Regions from separate parts of the Homo sapiens genome. Here region 1 is linked to region 2. A link is a contact called in ENCODE Hi-C or POLR2A ChIA-PET data. All regions are on one chromosome and are shown on one strand. The core of a region is the stretch at or near the end of the contact, and the rest is flanking DNA. Distances in the headings are between cores, read along the strand shown.

Region 1 (7,287 bases), core at 2,446-4,945, 86 kb after region 2:
GCATAGCTCTAAATTTCCTCTTTCCAATCTCCAGCTGCTTTCCCCTTCCACTGCCTATGCTGGTCTGCCTTCTTCTTATCAAGAGGAGGCCAGTCATGTCTTCCGGACCCCTTTCAAAGTAGGTTCTTCAAGGGACCAGAATGGAAGCCCTCGTCCCCAGGCCAAGGTTGCAAGGCAAAGTTAGCTCCGCCTCCAAACTCCTACATTGATGATAAACATGTATTTGTTCATTTAGGTAACAAATATTTCCTGAGCATGTTCTCTGTACCAGGCACCTGCTGAGTGCCAGGGCTGCCATCACAGGAAGGTCATGTGGTGGAGGGGAAAGGAGCGGTTGAGAAGTTCCAATGAGTGTCTGTTTTGTTTTGTTTTGTTTTGTTTTTTGATATGGAGTCTCGCTCTGTTGCCAGGCTGGAGTGCAGTGGTGTGATCTCGGCTCACTGCAACCTCCACCTCCTGAGTTCAAGTGATTCTCCTGCCTCAGCCTCCGGAGTAGCTGGGACTACAGGCGCATGCCACCATGCCCAGCTAAATTTTTTTTGTATTTTTAGTAGAGATGGGGTTTCACCAAGGATGGCTGACCAGGAAGGTGTCCCCTCCCCTGTAGATCCTTGGCCTCCATTCAGTCCCCGGGGTTTGGGGGTAAGGATCGGAAGCTAACCTGACTGTTCACAACTGGTTTGGAGACTTGGACGGTGCACTGCAGCTTTGGGGCGCACTGATGAGGTCGGGCACTGAATTGGGGAGGGGGTTATCATCCCCACATAGACAAGGAACTCAGTTTCTTGGGGCACCCAGACACATAGCAGCTTTGACTCTCTCAAGTGACTTTGAGGTAGGTGAGGTCAGCTAGTAGGAGCCAAAGCCAGAGACAGAGAACCGGATGTATGGTGACCATGGTGACTGTCCATGACAGATTGGCTTTTGGACACAGGTGAAGATCTGGGGACCCTGGGTGGCACTAAATTCCCTCTCCGGCAGTCAAGGGGGCAAGCATCAGGCTTCTTTCTCAAAGCCTTGTCTCCGTTGCCTCAGATGCGGTGACCTGTCCTGCACAGTCTGCAGGCTCTGCTGCTCACTTCCAGCTCAGAGATGGGGCACAGCCGGAGCCTAAACCTCCTGCTCCTCGGGTGGCAGGCCAGGCGGGCCACAGGACTGCAGAAGGCAAGATGGCAGCAGCTGAGAGAAAGGACTTCCTCTGCCTGTCACCACCCGATGGCCCTCTTGCTTCCAACCCACAGCCTAGGTGCCTGGCAGCCTGATTCTCAGGGCATTCTTCTGTGGTCCTTGGCTCTCCATGCTGCCTCTGTCTTCTGCTCTTACCCTGTTCTTGACTCAGGTGCCAGCCACCTTTCCCACCTGGAGGAGCACCCCCCCATGCCCAAACCAAGTTATACCTCATGTGGGGGGTGTGAGAGAGAGTTTCAAACTTCTTCCAAAGGTTCTTTGACATGTTCTGAACGTCTTAATGTTGTTCTGAACATTAGATACTTGTTAATACCCCACTGGACAGATAAAGAGACTGAACGCCAGGTGCGGTGGCTCATGCCTGTAATCCCAGCACTTTGGGAGGGTGAGGTGGGCGGATCGTTGAGCACAGGAGTTTGAGACCAGCCTGGGCAACATGGTGAGACCTTGTCTCTACAAAAAAAAAAAAACAAAAACAAAGATAAAGGGACTGAAATGGAAACTGACTTGCCCAAGGTCAGTTACCAGGGTGGGGCACCCAGATAGCCAGGCTCCCTATTCCAGCTCGGGCCTCCCCAACGCCAGGTCACCACCTCGTGCTGAGCACTGAGCACACATAGCTTGCATATCCCAAGTCCCCTAGGACAGTCTTCTTTTTTTTTTTTTTTGAGACAGAATCTCACTCTTGCTTAGGCTGGAGTGCAGTGGTACGATTTCGCCTCACTGCAATCTCCGCCTCCCAGGTTCAGGCGATTCTCCTGCCTCAGCCTCCTAAGCAGCTGGGATTACAGGTGCATGCCACCATGCCTGGCTAATTTTTGTATTTTTAGTAGAGATGGGGTTTCACTCTGTTGGCCAGGCTGGTCTCGAACTCCTGACCTCAAGTGATCTACTTGCCTTGGCCTCCCAGGATTACAGGTGTGAGCCACCACGCCCGGTCAGTACTGTTTTATGATGGCTCTTTAGTACTCCTTGGAGGAACAGAGCCACCTTCTTAGGCCTGTGGGATCACTACCTTAAAACACTGCTTCCTGTGCCTCCTGTCCCCACCCATGGGCGTCCCCTTCTGGCCTTCTTGGGTGCCCTTGCCAACTATGCCACAAATGGTCCCTCCAGTAGAAAGCCCCTCAAGGGCCAGAAGGGGCAGGGGACTTTCATTCTCATTTTTTACACCTTTTAAAAAAGTATTTTCTTTTTTTTTTTTTTTTTTTTTGAGACAGAGTCTCGCCTTGTCGCCCGGGTTGGAGTGCAGTGGCACAATCTCGGCTCACTACAACCTCTGCCTCCCAGGTTCAAGCGATTCTTCTGCCTCAGCCTCCCAAGTAGCTGGGATTACAGGCACACGCCACCATGCCCAGCTAATTTTTGTATTTTTAGTAGAAACAGGGTTTCACTATGTTGGCCAGGCTGGTCTCAAACTCTTGACCTCATGTGGCCCACCCACCCTGGCCTCCCAGAGTGCTAGGATTACAGACGTGAGCCACTGCTCCCGGCCTGAAAAAGTATTTTCTAATTTTATTAGTATTTTAAAACTTGGTACTGTGAAACATAGCACCTATTTTGTTCCTCATTTCACTTTGGAAAACCCCCAGGTTGAGTTAGTGGGAGTTGAGCCCAGTCACTGTTGACCGGCTGCATGGGCCTGGGCAGTGCTGAGACTTGGCAAGAGAGCCCAGGGCCCCCTGAGGACCAGTGGGGCACAGAGAGTGGCTACGGGTGTAGCATGGGATGGAGGAGAGGGAGAAGCTGCTGCCCGGTCCATCTCTGATTCGTGGAGCTGATTTTCCAAACACTCTAAGGCCTCGGTTCACATTCTGTTTCCCACAGAGGAGGCTCTGCGTCTCTGAACTGTTGTCAGGCCCCACCAGGCTCTTCACTGTTTGGAGCCAGATCTACGGAGCCAAACTGCCTTGACCTGCTTTCTGAGGAGGGGACAGGCAGCAAGTGCCGGACCTAGCCAGATTCAGCCCGCAGAAGGTGTTCCAGACTCCAAGCAGCCTGCTGGCCTAGCTCCAGGCCCAGGTGGCTGCAGACTCCACAATGGGTGACTCAGGTAAGCTGTGCTGGACAAACAAGCCAGTGTTCTCAGCCCAGCAGGGTGATGCCTGTCATAAGCTTTCCTGTCGTCATTGTACCGCCATTTCCTGAGGGTGGCCTTGCCAGGCCCGGAGCCAGGGTCCATGGAGACTGGTAGGAATGTGGTTATCTTGGTTTATGTCTTGTTGCCAAGGTGCTTCCCAATGCTTCTAAAGCTGGGCTTGGCGCTGATCCACCAGCACCTGTGCTGTCTGATGGTGGCATGGAGGCCGCTGGGCTGAAAGAGGCCTACTGAGACCACAGACAGTCTGGTGAGGAGATACTGGTATGTGTCTTTCTCATGATCCTAACACCTATAGTTTTGGTGCTCCCTTCCTTCAGGAGTCCCAAAAGACCAGGCAAGCTGGAGACACTTGGCCAGAGAGGCAACTGGGCTTAAACAGCCAGCTTAAACAAACAGCTACTATTTCCTGAGCACTTCTCATGTGCCAGGCACTGCTCTAAGCACTTCACATATGCCAATGAATTCTCAAAACATTCCTGTGACACAGCTACTAGTATTATCCCTAATTTACAGATGAGGAAGCTGAGGCTGAGTCATAGGTTCAGAAACACACAGCTGGTGACCAGTGAATCCAGGATCTGTACCCAGGCTATGGAACCTAGAGCCTGCTAGATCCACCTGCCAAGCTACCTGACCTAGAGCTGGTGTTTTTTTTTTTGTCCCCCTTTATTTTTCTTTTTTATAAACAAGGTGTCTTGCTCTGCCACCCAGACTGGAGTTCAGTGGTGCAATTATAGCTCACTGCAGTCTCGAACTCCTGGGCTCAAGCGATCCTCCCACTTCAGCCTCCCTAGTATAATGGGACTATAGGCACGTGCCACCACTTCTGGCTAGTGAGCTGGTGCTCCTAACTCTCACAGGGTACTGCCTCTCTTCTGCTCTGTCATGATGACTGTAGTGCAAGAAGGGGACTCAGCAAGAAGCCTCAGGATTCTAGGCGTGGCTCAGCCACAACCTGCTGTGTGATCTTGGCCTTCACTCCCCACTCTGGCCTTCAGACTCCTCAGGGATTAGACCAAGTAGTCTACAACTCTGCTTCCAGTTCTGTGGCTCTGACTCACGTGGAAACAGCAGTGGGGAAAGGCCCTATCCCTTAGCCCCACCGGAAGTGTCTACTGCTGATTACCAAGAACAGCCTCACGGGCTTTTGAGAAGGGCAGGGAGGATCAACTCCTGACCTGGTGACACTGATGGAGCAAAGCTGCTTCCCCACTCCACACCTCAGTTTCCCCACTCCTTCCAGTGGAGATAATGACCTCTGTGTGCTCAGTGCTACTGTGAGTCAGGGTTAATTAGCATTAGTCATAGACTTGGGAATCCTCACAAGAAAAGGGTCATCTGGTGGGTCTGGGCTGTGCCCTGGCTGTGATGAGACACCACTCATGCCCCTGTGAGTGTGTCATCATGCTTCATTAGTGGCTTGCCTAACTTTGCAGGTCGGCCCTGGGGTGGCCCAGCCCTGAGTGCGGGTGCTGAGATCAGCCAAAGGATGACACCTGGGGAGGGCTGCATGTGTCCCAGGGTGGCTGCCAATGGCTCACAGTCCCCTGGATTTCCCTTTCGGTTGACTTCCCATTCAATCGGGTTCTTATCATTGCTACTCGAGCCACTATTCCTGGATGCAAGGCCCCAACTCTGACCTTAAATTTAGAGGTTTTTTTTTCCTTCTCTGTCTCCTCAATAAATACCCATTCTCATTTCTGTCTCTCTGCTGACTGTTTCAATGCTTTCAGTTTCTTTCTGTTTCCATCACCGCACTTGGTAGAGCTTAAGTGGGGTTAGGGGAAAGACCCTGTAACAAAATAAGGACAAAGTAAGAATGATGATGTCTTGTGTTGGCAAGTCCAGCTAGGTAAGCCAGAAGTGGAACATGGGGGACATCTAGTGGCCGTAGTGGGTACTGCTAGCATTCTTGCCTGGCACCGAGGTCACATTCTTGAACTTTTTTTTTTTTTTTTTTTTTTTTTTTTTCTGAGACAGGGTCTTGCGCTATCTCCCAGGCTGGAGGGCAGTGGTGTGATCACAGCTCACGGCAGCCTTGACTTCCCAGGCTTAAGGGATCCTCGCACCTCAGCCTCCTGAGGAGCTGGGACTACAGGTGCACGCCACCACACCTGGCTTTTTTTTTTTTTTTTTTTTTTGGTAGAGACGGGGTTTCCCTATGTTGTCTACTCTGGTCTTGAACTCCTGGGCTCAAACAATCTGCCTGCCTTGGCCTCCCAAAGTGCTGGGATTACAGGCATAAGCCATCACGCCTGGCCTCATACCTGAACTTGATTCTCAAGTTGGCTACAGTGACTTGCCCCAGCTCTTGGAGACTTGGGAGATGGCACGATCCTTAGGAGGGGAGATTTTCTTATCACTTAATAGCTGATAAATTGCATTTCCCTTGACATCTGGTTTCTCTGGATCTACAGAAGAAAGGTCTCAGGCTGGGCACGGTGGCTCACGCCTGTAATCCCAGCACTTTGGGAGGCTGAGGCGGGTGGATCCTTGAAGTCAGGAGTTCAAGACCAGCCTGGCCAACATGGTGAAACCCCATCTCTACTAAAAACACAAAAATTAGCTGGGCGGTAGTGGCATATGCCTGTAATCCCAGCTACTCAGGAGGCTGAGGGAGGAGAATTGCTTGAGCCTGGGAGGTGGAGGTTGCAGTGAGCCGAGATCCCACCACTGCACTCCAGCCTGGGCGACAGAGACCCTCCCTGTCTCAAAAATAAAAAAAGGAAAAAAAATCAGTCCAGCATGGTGGTGGGCACCTGTAGTTCCAGCTACTACGGAGGCTGAGGCAGAATCACTTGAACCCAGGAGGCAGAGGTTGCAGTGAGCTGAGATTGCAGTATTGCACTCCAGCCTGGGCAACAGAGCAAGATTGTCTCAAAACAAAAACAAAAACAAACAACCCAAGTAACAATGGAATTAAACATCGTCATGCATGTATAACTATGTCCTTGGTTAAAGGCAGGCAGTGGGGTCTGCCTTGGAGGCTGATGGGCTGAGTTTGAATCCCGGCCCTCACTTACTGGGCTGTGTGACCCTGAACAAAGTAATTAACTTATGCTTTTGTTTCCTCATTTGTAAAAATGGAACAGTAATTATACCTTCCTCATAGGACTGCTATGAGGCTTAAATAAGATAAAATGCTTAGACCAGTGCTTGGCAAACAATCTGTACTTACAAGTGATAGCTATTTGCAGCAGTAGTAAAATCAAGTTTCAGAGGTTCTCCTGCTCAAGACTGATTCCCCACATTTCAGTAGGAGGTAGACTCCAGCTGCAGTCTTGGTTTCGCTATCACTTTTTTTTTGAGATGCAGTCTCCCTCTGTCACCCAGGCTGGAGTGCAGTGGCGCGATCTCAGCTCACTGGAACCTCCGCCTCCCGGGTTCAAGTGATTCTCCTGCCTCAGCTTCCCAAATAGCTGGGACTCCAGGCACCCATCACCACGCTCGGCTAATTTTTGTATTTTTAGTAGAGATGAGGTTTCACCACGTTGGCCAGGCTGGTCTTGAACTCCTGACCTCAAGTGATCCGCACACCTCAGCCTCCCAAAGTGCTGGGACTATAGGTGTGAGGCACTGCACCTGGCCTTGGTATCACTTCTGATTGGCTCAAAACCCGTTGTGCCGTCAAGTTATTCTTGTGTGCCTTTCCTTCTGCTCCATTGGTTCTAGTTAGGTTGGACAAGACTGGCTAAGAAATGGACACAGAGGCTAAAAAGGATTTTCTTGTCTCTGTGATCCTGGCTTCCCCGTGAGAACTATGAAGGCCTTGGAGGTGAATCTTGAGTCCCTTCTAGGCTTCACATTTTCTGTTCCTACTACCATCCCTTTGAGGGCTGTTACTGACACACTATAGGAAACAATTTTCCTCCATATCTGCTTACTGGGATATCAATAGGTGGCTAATAGAAAGAAGTGAGTACAGAAAGCTGAAGAGTATGTTATTATAATGATCTGACTTGTTGGATAATCTCTGGATAAGTGACCAAATCTCCATG
Region 2 (7,041 bases), core at 3,106-5,605:
TTCCCTAGGCAGGCTGCACATTGCACCCCGTTGTGTGTCCCTTTGCCACTCACTGGGAGACAAAGTTCATCTCTCTCCTAGAATGCAAGCTCCCTAGAATAGGAAAGCCATGTCTCACCTCTCTTGTTACCATCTTTACTGCTTTGCACAGGGTCTGACAGAAAGAAGGCACCAAAAATATTTGACTAGAAAATAAACTGAGAAAACACTGGGATACCATTTCACATCCATCAGATAGGCAAAATGTTAGAAAGCTGGATAAATGATGGTGTGGATATGAATAAACAGGAACTCTCATATGTTGCTGATGGGAATGTGAGTTTGGTAAAATTACTTTGAAGAGTGATATTTTTCATCTCTCGCCAAGCTGAAAATGAGCACTGTCAAAGCAGCAATTCTGCTTCAGGTTACATACATTAGACTATTATTTGTCAAATATTGTCCTGATCAGCTTATTTTTAAATGAAGGGATATTTATTCATATCTCAAGTATGCATCTCTCACATTGTATGCGTAAATATTTTTTCAGGGTAAATATTTTATAAAACTATAATTTCTATTACATGTAAATATTTATGCATATATATATGAACATTATGCAAATAAACACACACATATTTTGGGTATCAATGTAAAATACATTTCTTACTGTGTCTAGTGAACAAAAAAGGCTTGAAAAACACTATCCCAGAAAAACACATATGTGCTCAAAAAGACACTCATAAATGTTAATTATGACACTGTATATAACGGTGAAAAACTGGAAATAACCTAAATGTGCATTAACAAAATGGAAAAAATATGGTACACATATAACTCAATATAAATGAACTGGAAACAAATGAAGTAAAGCTACTAGAATACTTCTAATAATATCAATAAATCTTAAAAGTAATATTGAATCAAAATGTATATTTATATAAACATACAAAATACTACATACATACATATATGAGAAAATAAACATGAATGGTATGATGACAATTCAAGAAGACAGGGAGGGAAGCGGAATCAGGAAAGACATCACAGGAGGCTTTAGTGTAACTTCAGGTGTTATTACCTCAAAAAAAAGTTCTGAAGACAATGTTAAAATCTGACAACTGGGAAATGGATGCTGTTCATTATTTTATTCCACATATTTGTTGTGGTGCTTAAAATATTTTGTCATTGAAAACAATGTAATAAACAAATGACTAGAAAAAGTCAAAAAAAAAAAAAAAAAAAAAAGCAATCTTTAAAATGTCCTGGTGTTGGCCGGGCACAGTGGCTCACTGTTTAGGTGGTCAAAGTGGGAGGATCACTTGAGGCCAGGAGTTTGAGAACAACCTGGACAACCTATCAAGACTCTCTGCCTCTAAAAAAAAAAAGTCCTGGTGTTTATAGTTCCAAATCAATATATATTACACGTGATTTTTTTTTTTAAAGCTAACATTGGTGTGCTTATGTGTTAGATACTGTGCTAACCACTACTACACAATTTCACTTACTTGGTAACAATGACCCTTTGCAGCAGGTACCATTATTTTCTGCTAGACTGTGTCACTGTCTCTGATCTTTACTCTTGAGGGTCCAATTGTACTCATCATTCTATATTTTCTAAGGGCAGAAAAATGGACTCATCTATTTAGAGACAGGGTCTCACTCTGTCACCTAGGCTGGAGTGCATTGGTGCAATCATAGCTCACTGCAGGATCAACCTGCTGGGCTCAAGCAAACTTTTTAAAATATGCAGCTACAAAAGCAAATTTAAACCCTAATTTAAAAGCTGATTTTGCCGGGCATGGTGGCTCACGCCTGTAATCCCAGCACTTTGGGAGGCCGAGGCGGGCGGATGACTTGAGGTCAGGCGTTCAAGACCAGGCTGGCCAACACAGTGAAACCCTGTCTCTACTAAAAATACAAAAAATTAGCCAGGCATGGTGGCACACGTCTGTGGTCCCAGCTACTTGGGAGGCTGAGGCAGGAGAATCACTTGAACCTGGGAGGCAGAGGTTGTAGTGAGCTGAGATCACGCCACTGCATCTAGCCTGGGCAACAAGAGACTCTGTCACAAAAAAAAAAAAAAAAAAAAAGCTGACTTCATAAATTATTAGAATGAATGAGAACATTTTTCCCACTAACATTGCATGGGTTTCAAACCAATCTTTTTGGCGCTAACTTTGTCTAATTACTGTTGTTTAAAATGTAAAAATACAGGCTTTCTTTCTTTGAAAGTGGCTAGACAAAACATCTCACCATTTCAATATTTCCTCTATGGATATTACATGATATAATTGAAGTTACTATTAATATCCTCTGGTGTGATAATGGTACTGTGTTTATGTAAGAAAAGTCCTTATTCTTTTTTAATTTTTTTTTTTTAGACAGTCTCACTTTGTCACCCAGGCTGGAGTGCAGTGGCACGATCTCGGCTCACTGCAACCTCTGCCTCCTGGGTTGGAGCAATTCTCCTGCCTCAGCCTCCTGAGTAGCTGAGACTACAGGTGTGCACCAGCCACCACGCCTGGCTAATTTTTGTATTTTTAGTAGAGATGGGTTTCTGCCATGTTGGCCAGGCTGGTCTTGAACTCCTGACCTCAGGTGATCCACCCACCTCAGCCTCCCAGAGTGCTAGGATTACAGGCATGAGCCACCGTGCCTGGCCTTTTAATTTTTATTTTGAGATGGAGTCTTGCTCTGGCACCCAGGCTGGAATGCAATGGCATGATCTCGGCTCACTGTAACCTCTGCCTCTTGGGCTCAAGTGATTCTCCTGCCTCAACCTTCTGAGTAGCTGGGATTACAGGCAGACGCCATCACGCCTGGCTAATTTTTGTAGAGATGGGATTTCAACATTTTGGCCATGCTGGTCTCGAACTCCTGACCTCAAGTGATCCACCCGCCTCGGCTTCTCAAAATCCTGAGGTTACAGGCATGAGCCACTGTGCCCAGAAAAACAGTCCTTATTCTTTGAAGATGCATGTTAAAGTATTTACACTGAAGTCTCACAGTATTTGCAAATTATAAATGGCTCAGCCAAAAATATGAGATAGCAAATATAGCAAAATATTGAGTCTACATAGTAGGGTGGTATACAGATATTTATTTATACTATTCTAATTATATGTATCTGAGTTATTTTGTTTTAGAGATGGGGATCTTGCTATATTGCCCAGACTGACTTGAACTCCTGGGCTTAAACGATCCTCCAGCCTCAGCCTCCCAAGTAGCTGGGACTACAAGTGCACACACAGTGCCTGGCTTGTATCTGAGATTTTTCTTTTTTTTCTTTTTTTTGAGAAGGAGTCTCGCTCTGTCGCCCAGGTTGGAGTGCAGTGGCATGATCTCGGCTCACTGCAAGCTCCGCCTCCCAGGTTCATGCTATTCTCCTGCCTCAGCCTCAGAGTAGCTGGGATTACAGGCACCCGCCACCAAGCCCAGCTAATTTTTTGTATTTTTAGTAGAGACAGGGTTCCACCGTGTTAGCCAGGATGTTCTCAATCTCCTGACCTCGTGATCCACCCGCCTCGGCCTCCCAAGTGCTGAAAGAAAAATTTCCAGTCCATAACTGTTAAACAAGAAACTTAATATTGCCATTATTATGCAATTCAATCTGAATTACCCTTATCAACTAACTTCCAAAATAAAATAAAGTTTTACCTGCTTTTCGTAAGTTTGGTTTTATTCACAACTATGTGGCAGCTAAAATAAAGATCTACAGTCATATCCATGTTAAAGGCCTACTACTATATTTTAACCAATAAATATTACTACCAACCCAGAGTTTGTTCTGCAATATCATTAATCATAATTTGAAGCAGCCCTCTCTTGCTATGGACAAGCTTAGACACTTTTTATGTGACTAGAAGTTATATAGTAATTTAGAAAATCATAAAACTGATAACCAATTTCCTCAATAACATTTCCAAGTAATAAGCCAAATTTAGGTTAAAGAATCTATAACACCTTGGCCAGATGTGGTGGCTCACACCTGTAATCTCAGGTAGGAGAGGTTCTAAAACATGGAAGCTTTCTGAAACCTATTGTTCATAATGCCAGGGATCAGGAACAGTGATGGAGAAATTTACTGGGTTGAAATTACAAAATTATTTGAAATAATTCTCACAAGGGCCTGTCCCATCCACTAAGCCATACTGTCTCTCTAGATGTATTCCACATGAAAAACAAAACTGAAACAAGACACGAGGGAACTGTAAGTTTCCATCAAGTGAACAAATAGATACTCTCACTCCACAGGATAGAATCAGAAGACATTCTTAACTAGCTCCCCATATTGGACAAGGGCCATTAACATCTTGACTCAACTCTACCATCCGTAACAACAGCAAAAACTGATTCATTCACAGAGTAGGCCAAAGTCTGACCTCAGCAGGGCAAACAAAGCATTTGAATTATTAGATAAGCAGATTATGAACACTGGATAGCATTTTAATAATTATACCTTCAGGATGGGCATGGTGGTTCACACTTGCAATCCTAGCACTTCAGGAGGCCAAAGTAATAGGATCACTTGAGCCTGGGAGTTAGAGATCAGCCTGGGCAATATAGTGAGACCCTGTCTCTACAAAAACATTTGTTTAAAATTATACTTTCACAATACTCCATCTAATTCCAGGGATCCATTTCTAGAAATGAAAGGATAACAACACATCATTACTAATGGCGTAAGACTGAGACTTTTCCTAGTTAACATTAACACAGGTTTCTGAATGTGAAATATTTCACTGCCACATTTTAAAATTCCAAATGAAGGTGTTAAAAGGTTTTCTACTTTGAACTTCTAAAAAAGCCCTAGTAAAAATTCATACCAAGAAGGTAATAAATTGCAGAATTTATCTAGTTTTACTGTGCATATTTCTCTGCAAAGAGAATAAGATTCAAAATGAGATTTTATGTCATAACTCTATCTTCAATTCTGTATTCCCTAGAAGGCAATACCAGGTATACATATGGTTGTGAAGGCCTTTTACATTCACACACACACACACACACACACACACACACAGAAAATAAGAGTTGCATGTATAATGTCTACATATAAAATCAGAATATTCAAGTTGGAGAGACTTAAAATCATCTAAACCAACTCCTTATTTGATAGATAAGGACACAGATAACCCAAGAAGGAAGTGAAAGCCCCAAGGTCTCTGAGCCGCACAGAGCCAAGGACGAAAGCCCTGGACGGTCCTCCAGGCAGTCTCCTTTCCTCCCAACACTCTGCCTCTCCTCTACCAACCTTCAACCACCGCTGAACTCCCAAATCAGGTCCTCTGAGTTAAAGGTTGAGGGTACAAGCTAAACTATGAATAAAAAAAAAAAAGTTTAACTTTTTGTTTTCCTTTAATGCTCAAGGTAAGTAATTTTATCACATAAGCCCAGTCCCCCAGCAAAGCAGAACCCGAAAGACATAAGATATTCACAAATGGCCAGGCACGGTGGTTCACGCCTATAATCCCAGCACTTTGGGAGGCCAAGGTGGGTGGATCACGAGGTCAGGAGTTCAAGACCAGCCTGGCCAAGATGGAGAAACCCCGTCTCTACTAAAAATACAAAAATTAGCTGGGCGTAGTGGCGAGCTCCTGTAATCCCAGCTACTCGGGAGGCTGACGAAGAGAATTGCTTGAATCCAGGAGGCAGAGGTTGCAGTGAGCCAAGATTACGCCACTGCACTCCAGACTGGGCAACAGAGCAAGACTCAGTCTCGAAAAAAAAAAGATATTCATAAACAAAAATTCACGGTGTTCTCCAGGTGGAAAAAAAACAAGAAAAAAATAAAATCCACAATGTGGGACAGTTCATGGGAGCTAGGCCTATACAATAATGCTCCCAAATATGTAAATGAAAGAAAAAAGCGAAACAACATTCACTGTGAAAGACACTGTACGTGATCCAACCCAGTATCCATTCTCTCCTTCTTACTATCAAAACCCCGATTGTATTCAGGGCAGTCAAAGAGCCTTGTTTCCCAGCCTTTCTTGCAACGAGACACTTCTAGCTCAGGATGATCAGGGCAATGTGTAGGGAGGGACACTCAGAAAAGTTCCTTTGGTCATTGGAGGAGGGGAATAGTCTCAGCTAGCTCTTAGCCTTCTGCCTATTCACCCCTTTCTTCCTCCCACTGCATGAAACAGTGACGTGATGGCAGAAGCGATGCCTTTAAGATTAAGTAATGCACTGAAGAGGGCTGGGAATACACACTGCGGCAATCTGGATTCCCTGATGACATGAAGCCCGCCCTTATCTGCCTCCCTAACTTACCATCACAACTACATTATTCCAGAACTGTTACTACCAGCCAACTACAATTCCTAACTGATCTGTCCAGTAAGCAATTACATGCTAAATACATTCACATACATTTCATATAAAATAACCTCAAAACAAATTATAAGTATTTCCTTCCTTTTTCGGTTGAGGAAACCAAGGCAAAGAGATAACAAATCCAATCTGTGACTGAAGCCTATAGTTATTCCACTGTATTTTACTTCTTCAAATGTCACACATCTGAAAAAGTCTATGATTTTTTCTTTTCAAGATAAAGGGTCTTGCTCTGTTGCCCAGGCTGGTCTGAAACTCCTGGCCTCGGCCCGGCACAGTGGCTCATGCCTGTAATCCCAGCACTTTGGGAGGCTGAGGTGGGTGGATCACCTGAGGTCAGGAGTTCGAGACCAGCCTGACCAACATGGAGAAACCCCTTCTCTACTAAAAATACAAAATTAGCCCAGTGTGGTGGCACATGCCTGTAATCCCAGCTACTCAGGAGGCTGAGGCAGGAGAATCGCTTGAACCCAGGAGGCAGAGGCTGCAGTGAGCTGAGATCACACCATTGCACTCCGCCTGGGCAACAAGAGCTAAACTCCGTCTCAAAAAAAAAAAAAGAAAAAAGAAACTCCTGGCCTCGAGTGATTCTCCCACCTCAGCCTCCTGAGTCGCTGAAATTACAGTCATGAGCCACCTGAAAAAGCAGAGGCATTTCAAAAAATTATCTCAATCATTCTCATATAATGTGCCACAAATCCATTCACTGTCTTCTAATTCATT

Evidence for each region. A loop is a pair of places that touch in the nucleus more often than their neighbours do. ChIA-PET counts read pairs that join two places held with the same protein, here RNA polymerase II (POLR2A). Pooled maps may share reads with other maps.
Region 1: a map with no recorded cell type shows a loop between it and region 2 (5-fold over the local background). The contact joins two enhancer-like sites. A Hi-C loop is called at or near these places in 5 of 168 maps with a recorded cell type or tissue (B cell, CD4-positive, alpha-beta T cell, CD8-positive, alpha-beta T cell and 2 more), 17 of 37 single-sample maps with no recorded cell type and 12 of 50 pooled maps. POLR2A ChIA-PET finds 5 or more read pairs at or near these places in 10 of 52 experiments (AG04450, B cell, GM12878 and 7 more).

The regions. Positions count from the first base shown.
Region 1 is chr7:130,005,861-130,013,147 of GRCh38, forward strand. It overlaps UBE2H-DT (UBE2H divergent transcript), which reads left to right. Exons shown (of 4, transcript XR_007060520.1): 3 at 3,016-3,241. Among named protein-coding and RNA genes, the nearest start is that of ZC3HC1, 42 kb to the right of the region's middle. RefSeq lists enhancers at 638-1,138, 2,744-2,823, 2,924-2,993, 3,081-3,580, 3,377-4,576 and 2 more. Within about 2 kb of position 3,696, at least 22 of the 41 ENCODE cell types and tissues checked have a DNase peak (open chromatin) inside an H3K27ac peak, as active enhancers do; they include GM12878, where a contact is called at or near this core.
Region 2 is chr7:129,919,644-129,926,684 of GRCh38, forward strand. All of the region lies in intron 1 of UBE2H (ubiquitin conjugating enzyme E2 H), which reads right to left. Among named protein-coding and RNA genes, the nearest start is that of UBE2H, 30 kb to the right of the region's middle. Within about 2 kb of position 4,356, at least 4 of the 41 ENCODE cell types and tissues checked have a DNase peak (open chromatin) inside an H3K27ac peak, as active enhancers do; they include GM12878, where a contact is called at or near this core.